Linked DNA regions of Homo sapiens: region 2 is linked to region 1. A link is a contact called in ENCODE Hi-C or POLR2A ChIA-PET data. All regions are on one chromosome and are shown on one strand. Each heading gives the region's core, a stretch centred on a gene start or an enhancer-like site at or near the end of the contact. The rest is flanking DNA. Distances are from core to core; before and after follow the strand shown. Region 1 has its middle 24 kb from the start of PRLHR. Region 2 has its middle 73 kb from the start of PRLHR.

Evidence for each region. Hi-C counts contacts between places; a loop is a spot of excess contacts on that map. ChIA-PET counts read pairs that join two places held with the same protein, here RNA polymerase II (POLR2A). Pooled maps may share reads with other maps.
Region 2: a map of dorsolateral prefrontal cortex shows a loop between it and region 1 (2.5-fold over the local background). The contact joins two enhancer-like sites. A Hi-C loop is called at or near these places in 3 of 168 maps with a recorded cell type or tissue (Caco-2, dorsolateral prefrontal cortex and prostate gland), 1 of 37 single-sample maps with no recorded cell type and 9 of 50 pooled maps. POLR2A ChIA-PET finds 5 or more read pairs at or near these places in 3 of 52 experiments (A673, Panc1 and naive thymus-derived CD4-positive, alpha-beta T cell).

What each region holds. Positions count from the first base shown.
Region 1 is chr10:118,569,230-118,574,068 of GRCh38, reverse strand. It overlaps the pseudogene SLC25A18P1. Among named protein-coding and RNA genes, the nearest start is that of PRLHR, 24 kb to the left of the region's middle. Within about 2 kb of position 2,913, at least 8 of the 41 ENCODE cell types and tissues checked have a DNase peak (open chromatin) inside an H3K27ac peak, as active enhancers do; they include dorsolateral prefrontal cortex, where a contact is called at or near this core.
Region 2 is chr10:118,666,458-118,671,296 of GRCh38, reverse strand. No RefSeq gene overlaps it. Among named protein-coding and RNA genes, the nearest start is that of PRLHR, 73 kb to the right of the region's middle. Within about 2 kb of position 2,114, at least 3 of the 41 ENCODE cell types and tissues checked have a DNase peak (open chromatin) inside an H3K27ac peak, as active enhancers do; they include dorsolateral prefrontal cortex, where a contact is called at or near this core.

The DNA of each region.
Region 1 (4,839 bases), core at 1,664-4,163:
ATAAAGACATGAAGTCTTCATGGCAGTTTTATTATCAAAAGATAATGTCTTTAAATGCATAAAATACATGCACAGGTTTACAAAGGAAATCAATTATACTAAAACAGTTAATATATCCCAAGTGTGGACTTTTTAATATTTTAATATATGTGTTTCTTTATTACTACAGTAAATACACTATCTAGTGGTGGTTGGGGGTTTCTGAAAGCCCCTGGTAGCTGTACCCACAAAGGAAATAAATGCAGGTATGAAGGGAGAATAAGGCCATGCTCAACATGCTTATTAGAATAGGGTTGTTACTTCTGAGTAGAGGTAGCACTACAAGTTGGAGAAGAAGACATGCTACAGGTGGCCTATCCTGTTCTTGCCCCATCCAGGCTGAGTAAAATGGGCTGGAGAGAGAGAGAGAGCCATGAGTACAAGGACTCAAACTCCAGCTCTATCTACTCAAAACACCTTAAGATATACTCTCCAATACCAATGAAATAGATGTCCTGAGCATTCCCAGAGAGGTGCTGTGATGGGGCCTGGCAGCCTGCTCTCTTTATGAAGACATAAAGTCTTCATGGCGGTCATGGCGTATTATTTTTTATATATTGCTGAGTTATATCTGCTAATATTTCACTAAGAATTTTTGCATCTATGTTAGTGAAGGATGCTGGTCTGTTCTTAAAAAGATTTGTAGTATCCTTGTCTGATTTTGGTCTCAGAGTAATACTAGCCTCATGAAATTAATTGGAAAGTGTTCTTCTTATTATTGTCTGAATGAGATTGTGTAGAATTTCTATTAATTCTTCTTTAAGTGTTTGGTAGAAGTCTCCAGTGAAAATATTTGGGCCAGGACTCCAGAGTTTGCTGGCACAGTGGTGACCCTGCCACAAATGTCCTCATCCCAGGCCTTCTTTGAGGGTTTGGACTCAAGTTTTCAGAATGTCCAGAAGTGTCACCGTGACTGCAAACTATGGAACCTGCTGCACAGCCTGACCTGAAAGAATGAGTAGAGGATGCCTTTCCAGTAAGCTCATTGAACCCTGGGTGGTTAAAGTTGGCAAATGGTGGGAAGTAGATGCTGGAGAAGGGAATATCTCTAAGGAGAGTAGCACCAGGCCTTTGTAGAGGCCAGCCAGGCTCTGAGTGCAAAGCACCTTCCCGGCAATGAGGGTGGTAGAGGTCCACTTGTGGGTGGAAGCTGTGACCTCACCCTGATGGGGAAGGGGGAGGCACTGCCTCATTACTGCTAGGGGAGGTAGACGTTCAGGTTTTCCATTTGGCCTCTGTTGACACTCTAGAGGGAACTTATTTCTCATTACTGCTGTACAATAGTGAAAGTCTTGACCCTACTAAAGGCCCCGTCTGATACCACCCCAGTAGGGAGGGGGAGGGATCCCTTATTACTGCTGGGTGGGGTGGATGTCCCAGCTCCATGGATACTGGCAGGTTGGGGATGTGGAGAAGGAGATGGGAGTCATTAAGGTCTGGCTGGAATGGAAGTCCTGGCTCCCTGCTTGGCCTCTTCGGATCCCACCCCGGTGGGAGTGTTGGGGTGCCTTGGAAATGTAGAAGTCTGGGCCTTCCGCCTGGCTTTGCTCACGTGGGTGTTGGCCACAGTGTTCGTTCCTGTGGTCTGTGGCTGGAGTGGAGCAGTCATCGTCCGAGTTATCTATCTTGCTAAGCTTTTTTTCTAGGCTTGACTAGAGACAGCAGGCCTTTTGGGGTGGCTTTTGGGCTCATGCCTGATGGTATTTTTGTGCTGCCAGGCTTTTCAGCTCCAAGTCTGGGATATACGAGGCAAAAAGACAACCCAGGGAACTCTCCACTGTGTTGTACCCCGGATTCTGCGGTCCTTGTCTGGTCTGTCTCATTTCCACCCTTCAGAGTCTTCTTATCTTTTCTTTTGTGTAATATCCAGGATTTTTATTTATGCTTGGCAGAAGCAATAGGGAAAAGCAAATCTATTTTCTTCCTGGAAGCAGGAGTTCCAAGATAATGTCTTTAAATGCATAAAATACTATGCACAGGTTTACAAAGGAAATCAATTATACTAAAACATATATATCCCAAGTGTGGACTTTTTAATATTTTAATATATGTGTTTCTTGATTACTATAGTAAATACGCTATCTAGTGGCAGGTTGAATGGTCACTGTAATATTGAAATAATGATTTGCATAAATGGTATTCTGAGAATTTGCCACAGTTGCAGGATAATGTCAAATGATCTGTGATTCCCACTGGTGACAGAGTCACTGGTTTCTCTCATACAACTCTGCTTTTTTGTCCACATTTATAATGGAAGGAAATGACAGATTTTAGTTATAGATGAGTGAAAAATAAAAGTCAATTGTTTTCTGATCCCAGTTCACAGACCCACTGAATTCTTAACCCTGGCTCACAGCCCCTGCTTTTAAGGATAAAATTGGATATATTGTTAACCTCGAGCCCAGAGCAACAACAGCAAACCTTATAGGCAGAGATTTCTGGCAGACTTAAAAAAAAAATCATTTGAGACCAAAAGCCCACAATGATCAATAAATAAGATGATCAGGCAAGGATAGCCAAGAGCACAGCTGGATCTGATTAGGGGATGACAGGAAGCCAAGTTTCTGAGCCAAACACGGGATTCCTGCTGCCCAGGACCATGGACACTGAGTCAGTCAAGTGGGCAAACCCTGTGAGACCCTGGCCTCTGCTGATCACCCAGGAAAGATGCATCTGAGAAGAGGGTGGGTCTTTGGCAATTCAACTGGGCAGAGTTTAGAAACAAGAAGCCTCCCCACCCCTCCTAAAACCAGCCAATTACTCACTCTGCGCCTGTTCCTGCTGCACAAAAGTGATTTTCCTCTGAGGACACTGTGTTCTGAATTCCAACGTTCAGGGCCTGACTCCCAAACAATGGCTATCTGGGCAGCCTCAGATTGGTTTGGCAAATGCACCATGTGTTCATAAAAGGCAGGACTGCATGGTGAAGCCCTTGGAGGACCAGAAAAGCTACATCTGCAGGAAAACGAAATAAGCACCCCAATTTACAAGTTACCAATTTGATCCTATTTGTCTAGGGCTGGCCTGATGCAATTTGAGGGGTGGTTAGAAGTTTCTTTTGCCTCATTCCTTGCTTTTCTATCCTTTTCATTAAAGTAAGAAATAACTGCGCCTCACATTTTAATGAAAAGGAGTGGCGGGAACAACCAGAGGTTTCTAAAGGAAACCTGAAATAATAGTGCAGTTGCTAAGGAACAGGCTGGACAAGTTAATTTTGTTGGCATAACATCTCCTCGTTATTTAATCTCGTAGTGTATTCATTTTATCCATCTGCCACCATGCTACTGAAGCCAGGAAGAGCTGCTACTTGCAATGCCAAGGCTGAGGACAGACCTGTCCAAACCCCTTATACATTTCAGCTGTCAGAGTGAGGTCCCGAGCTTTGATTTCACTGCTGGAGAGACCACCCCCTTCTATTTTGGGAAGAAAGCTGCTGAGGGGCCCACCACTCTGTTCTGCCAGACAAACCTCTTGTTTACCCCAAAAGTGGCTCTGTATCCCTGCTGAACACTAGTCAGCTGGTGTGCTTTTCAAAAAGACCAATGTCTGGTCCCCAGCCCCAAGGATTCTCATTTAATTGCTCTGGAAATGGGGTCAGGCATGATTTTTATAAAGCTTTCCTAAGCGATTCTAATGGGCTGCTCAGGCTGAGAACCACTGATTTATAGAATTGCTACCTTTCCACTCCTGTGTCTCATTTTGAAATGAGCCAGAGCCTCTCAGAATTATTATTCTTTTGGTCATTTTCTTATCACTTTCTCCCTATTGCATAGAAAATTATAAGTATGATAATGAGTTTTTAGTGAGAGCCTGAAGCCAGGGTATGATCTTTTGGAATCCAACAGCCTTGTAAAGCAGGCATTTTAAAATTATCCCAACCTTACAGACAAGGAAACCAAAGCGTGGAGAGGTTGAGTGCCCAGCTGGCTGGTAAGTGGCACATCCAGGATTTGGACACACGTTCCAACTCCAAAGTTCAACTACTCATGCCAGTGACTTCTGTCCCCATGGAGAACCAGCTGGAGAACTTGTGGGTAGAAGCTGTGACCTCACCCTGATGGGGAAGGGGGAGGCACTGGTTCATTACTGCTATTTGGGGTAGACGGTCAGGTTTTCCATTAGGCCTCTCTTGACAAAGGGCTGCAGATGCAAGCTCAGCTTCCACCCATGGTTAGGACCAGCTGGGGTAGAAGGCCTGAACTGGTGGATCAGATGACTCAGCCTGGGCAGTTATGTTTCATCAGCTTGGACGCTGGGTGCCGGCTCTGAGAAGCCTTATGTGGACTCTTCCTCTCAGCCTCCTGGATTCAAATCCAGCCTCCTTCTTACCAGCAAGTGACCTTGGCCGAGTGTCTTAGCTTCTTTCAAATCTGGTTTCCCCACCTGTTGAGGAGGAGGACAAATGCACCTGCTGCGTAGGAATGTCATGAGGGTTACATGAGGTAACACATATAAGCACTTAAAATAGGGGCTAGCACACATTACTCATGGAAGATTAGTTACCCTGGTCAGCCTTATTACCACAGAGCTAGAACTTGGAGGCTGCCTTACTCCTCTAGCCTCCTAAGGCCCAGAGACTCCCGGTGCCTGGCACGATGTCTGGATTCCAGATGCTGGACAGCTCTGAGGCGGTCTCTGGGCTTCCTCAAGCTGGCGCCTGGACTCCCTCCTTCAAAAGCAAGCAGCTGTCTCCAAAGGCCAAGCCACTACCTCTACCTTTGGTTTATAAAAACCACTTCACAAGGACCTCTTTTCACATGTATTAGCAGGAGATTTTTTAGTGCAGGGAGAGAAACGCAT
Region 2 (4,839 bases), core at 865-3,364, 98 kb before region 1:
GTTTTTGGACTCTTGAACTTATGCCAGTGGTTTGCCAGGGGCTCTCAGGCCTTCAGCCACTGACTGAAGGCTGCACTGTCGGCTTCCCTACTTGTGAGGTTTTTAGGACGCGGACTGGCTTCCTTGCTTCTCAGATTGCATGCAGATGGCCTATTGTGGGACTTCACCTTGTGATGGTGTGATCCAATACTCCTTAATAAACTCCCTTTCGTATATACATCTGTCCTATTAGTCCTGTCTCTCCAGAGAACCCTAACTAATACAGAGCCCTTGATCCCCGATGACCCACCAGCAGAGAAACCCAGGTGTCCTCTTACACTGACTGGCATCCCGGGGGTCCTTGCCCAGCTCCAAAGTGAGCTGCATGAGCAGGGTCTGGTGAATGAATGCCTCTGCACAGTTGCTGGCACATCTCTCAAAGCCCCGGTCCAAACCTTTTAATGGACTACAAAACACTGCTGGCCGCGTCTCTCCCCCAGCTGACCATTTGTAAATTGCTTTCGCCCTGATGCCTGATGGGGTGAAAAATGCATTTCCCATATCCAGACTGCAGCAGGTGGATTTCTGCCGCCACTGCAGCAGGAGCTCACAGGGCCAGCCTGGCAGCTTTGGCCCTGGCCCTCAGCCTGTGAGAGCACTGGTGGCCTTCTGGGAGTGGGTGGGCAGGTGACGGGCCCTGTTTGGGGACCCTTGCCCACACACCACAGGTTCTAATGGCTGGAATGGGCAGGGGCGAGGGTGGTCCTCTGATCACTGGTCACAGGATCTGCTGGAAGGGAGCCTCCGCTCCCACCCTGCTTCACTGGGTCCTGAGCAGGACACTGAATCTCAGGCCTCAGTTTTTGTTCTCTAAATGAGGCCCCTATTGAGCAGGTCCTTGCTTTGTGCCTGGCATCTTATTTCTCATGTCCCTGGGGTCTGTGCTGCTGCTCCCTCCATTCTCCATGCCAGGTTTGTTGCTGTGTCCTACTAGGGCTATCTGACTCCAGGGGGACATCGGGTACACTGGTGGCACTGCTAGGTGCCCACCCAGATTGAGGGTGGGTCTGCCTTTCCCAGTTCACTAACTCAAATGTTAATCTCCTTTGGCAACACCCCCACCCTGAGGACCCCTATTGTCCTCAGGGCCGTCCCCTCTGACACTGCCAGCAGCTGTTGGGACAGCACCATGGCATCTGCCTTCTTGGAGGGCTGCCGCCTCTCTGTCCCCTTCCTCTGAGTGAGACAGAGAGGAGTGAGAGCTGGATGCTGTCACATCATCTTTCCGGGGTTCAGCATGGGTGCTGGTTAGGAGCACAGGCCTCTAAAACTCTGTCTCTGCCTACAGAAGTCTCCATCCCCCACCCATAAGCTGGGGGTGCCCTCTACTAGAAATGGGTTAGCACTAACATTACAGACAATAATAGTAGCTATGATTATTTAGATGACTTTTCTCTTTAAAGGAAAACAGTTATCACTTAGTAAGTATTGAAAAAAACAGCAGTAATTATTATACTGTCTAGCCAAAGCCTGTTCAAGTTCCCTTTTAACTTTCTCTTCTTTGGGCTAAAATTAGATTTGTGTTTTCTTTTAACTCAATAAACAGTCACTGAGCAGCCTCCACGTATTAGATTAGACGATCTCCATGGTAATCCGGAGCGCCTGCATCTGATTAAATCTGTACCCAGGCCTCCGTCCAAGGCTGCGGTCCCTGAAAGGAAGTCCTTGTGGAAAAACAGTAGCTTTCAATTACCGAGTGTTTCTGTCGTCAGGCTTGCGCTAAGCACTTTATATACAAATTGGCATTTAATGACCAAAACAGTCCCATGGCGGGGCTTCTAATCCTGTTTTACAAATGGGATAAGTGGAGTTCAGAGAAATCCAGTAATTTATCCAGAGTCCCTCAGGTACCAGGGGACAGAGCTGGGTCCAACTCGGGTCTGACCCCGAGGCTGTGCCTTTTTCTCCCAGGCCACGCTGCAGACCCCAGGGAGTGGCACAGTGGGAATGAAACTCTGAGCCACTTCCGCAATTTAGCCTGTTAATAGGAAGCGAACATCTACCCCCAAATGCTGCTCAGACTGGCTCATTTGGCAGCTTCCTCTGATGAGCTGAAATGCTGCTGCTCTGCGGCCACCCTGGGAGTCTCATTCTGGTCTAATGGGCTCTGATGGGCAGTTAGAGATGTGATAGATAAAGCAGAGAATGAGTTAGCACCTAACCACGATGGGGGCAGGCAGCCTCTTCCTAAGCAAAGAGTCCGGTGGGACCGAGAGCTACGTGATGGAAGGGCTCTGTCCCCAACCTGGGAGGGGTTGGGATACTTAGGTCAGGGAGCAGAGTTGGAGCTAGAGTTCCACCCTCCTTCTTCCTCATCTGCTCAGAAACGGAGTGATGAGAACATAAATTCAGCCCCAAGGAGTCAAGAAGGACCTGAGAGGCAAACACTGAACAGCCAGTGCCATCTCATGCCCCACCCCACAGCTACCCCAAGAAGTAGGTACTCTGATTATTCTGTTTTCAGACGAGGAGTTAAGGCTCAGAGAGGTACCCGGAGTTACACAGCCAGTAGGTGGCAGAACCACGATGGCCAGACCCCAATCACAGCCCCACCTGAAACTAGACTCCAGCCTAGGAGCCTTGCTTTCTCCTGAAGACCCCACTGGACTGAGACCCCACCACCTGGAGTGCATCTACTGTGCTGGCTAAAAGAGCTGCTTGCTGGAAGCCCAGGTTCCCTGATGTCCGTCTTGCTGCAGAAGTCCAGAGCCTCATGTCAGCCGCCTCCCACAAATCCAGGTCTGGCCAGTGCCCCTTGCCCCCACTCTCAGCAACAACAGCGTTTCCTAGAGCTGTGCCCCAGGTCCTGATGTTCCCTGGCTGAGGGCCCTTGGCCAACAGACTGCGCTTCTGTTTTCTCCTTGGCAAGAAGAGGGCATCCCTGAACATCAGCGTGCTGAACTGTCACTAAGGGAGCTAGTCAGTAATGCAGCTTTTACCCTCCCCACCCCTCCCTACCTCCCTGAGATTCTGAGTCTGCAGGTCTGGAGCAGGGCCCAGAAACCTGCATTTCAGCCTCATGCTCCAGGTGACTTGGCTGTGCATGGTGGGCCCACCACACGTGGGGACAGGTGGGCTAGATTAGGTCTCAGGTTCTAATTTCTATATTGTATGAAAGTTGTCAATCAAAATGGAATCTCTTGTGTTGAAAACACAAGAGAGCCGGGGAAGTTCATGAAGGAAGTGTTCTCACACTTGGACGCCTTGGATACAAAAAGTATCACAAAAGCCTGCAAACCCACAACCTTGCACAAAGGCTATCACAACCTTACACAACAAATACTTCTGCAAGGACATCTGCCTAGCAACTGCCTGTCCAACCTTGGACTGGCGTCACCCTTGTTATTGATCTTAGTAGCCAAGGACAATTATTTCAAAACAATTATATAATCCTTCTCATTTTACCTTTAAAAACCTTTGTCTTCCTTTGCATGTCTGAATACACACACTGTTTATTATGGCGTGTGTATTCCCATTGCAGTGCTCTATTCCCAAATAACAATTTTCTTTCTTTTTTTTTTGAGACACAGTTTTGCTGTTGTTGCCCAGGCTGGAGTGCAATGGCACAATCTCGACTCACCACAATCTCTGCCTCCTGGGTTCAAGCGATTCTCCTGCCTCAGCCTCCCAAGTAGCTGGGATTACAGGCAGGCACCTCCACCCCGGCTAATTTTGTATTTTTAGCAGAGACAGGGTTTCTCCATGTTGGTCAGGTTGGTCTTGAACTCCTGACCTCAGGTGATCCGCCCGCCTCAGCCTCCCAAAGTGCTGCAATTACAGGCGTGAGCCACCGCACCCGGCCCAAATAACCATTTTCTTTTGGAGAGCCTCTCTTTTATTTAGGTTGACAGTTGGCTGATTGGGGATAATTCTAAAGTCATCTTTCAACTTTTCTCATCTTAGGGCTAAAATTAAAATTCCAGTTTAGTGGGGCCTTGTATTTAATTCTGCCACTACTCCCTGAGCTCCCGTGATGGCATGTGACCTGGAGTGGGAGCTGCTGAGACACACAGTCGGTGGTCCTTGTCCTCCTGGAGGTTCACATAATAGAGTCCTTGGTGGCAACTCAGAGCCCTCGATGTAGGTCCAGAGGTCAGGGACACAGGTCTTTTCTGGAATTCATGCTGCTTTTCCCCATGAGTGCCTCAGCCTCCCGGAGGGATCCTGTCCAGGGCACCCTCTTCTCCGGCCGCAGCTCAGACAGGGACGTCACATCTCGGTGGCTGATTAGTCCTGGGGAACCTGCCATCTGCTGGCCCAGTCAGGGTGGAGAGATTACCTAGCTAGCTGGCCATGTGGTGGGGGGGCTTTGGAATGGAGCCCCTAGAATCCTCTGCAATCAGGGTCTCAGATTAATGGACATAAACAAGATCATTGATTTCCTCAAATAAGTGGATTTTGAATGGCTCCTCTGGTAACCAGGCCTGGTCCCATTCATCATCAGGGGAAGAAGATTCAGCTTGGTGGGATCAGGGTCTTACCCGGAGGTTTTACAATCTGTGAGAATAGGATGTGGCATGAGGAGGGGTGTCATTTACAGGGCTCCACTGGCCCCTTGTATGAGGCTAGGCCCTATGCAGAAGTAAGGCAGATCTGGGGTAGATACTTAGGCTATGAGTGGGCAACGCAGGCCCCAAAGTTCCAGGGCAGTGGGCTGAACAGGAGGGCAGGGCTGATCACCAGGGGCCTTGAATGCCAGAAGCAGTGACTCCCACTCATTTGAGGACAACATGAGGATTGCCCGCGGACCACTGCCCAGGAAGTGTCCTGCTAAGGTGGTTTGAGGGCCTGGTGTGAAGG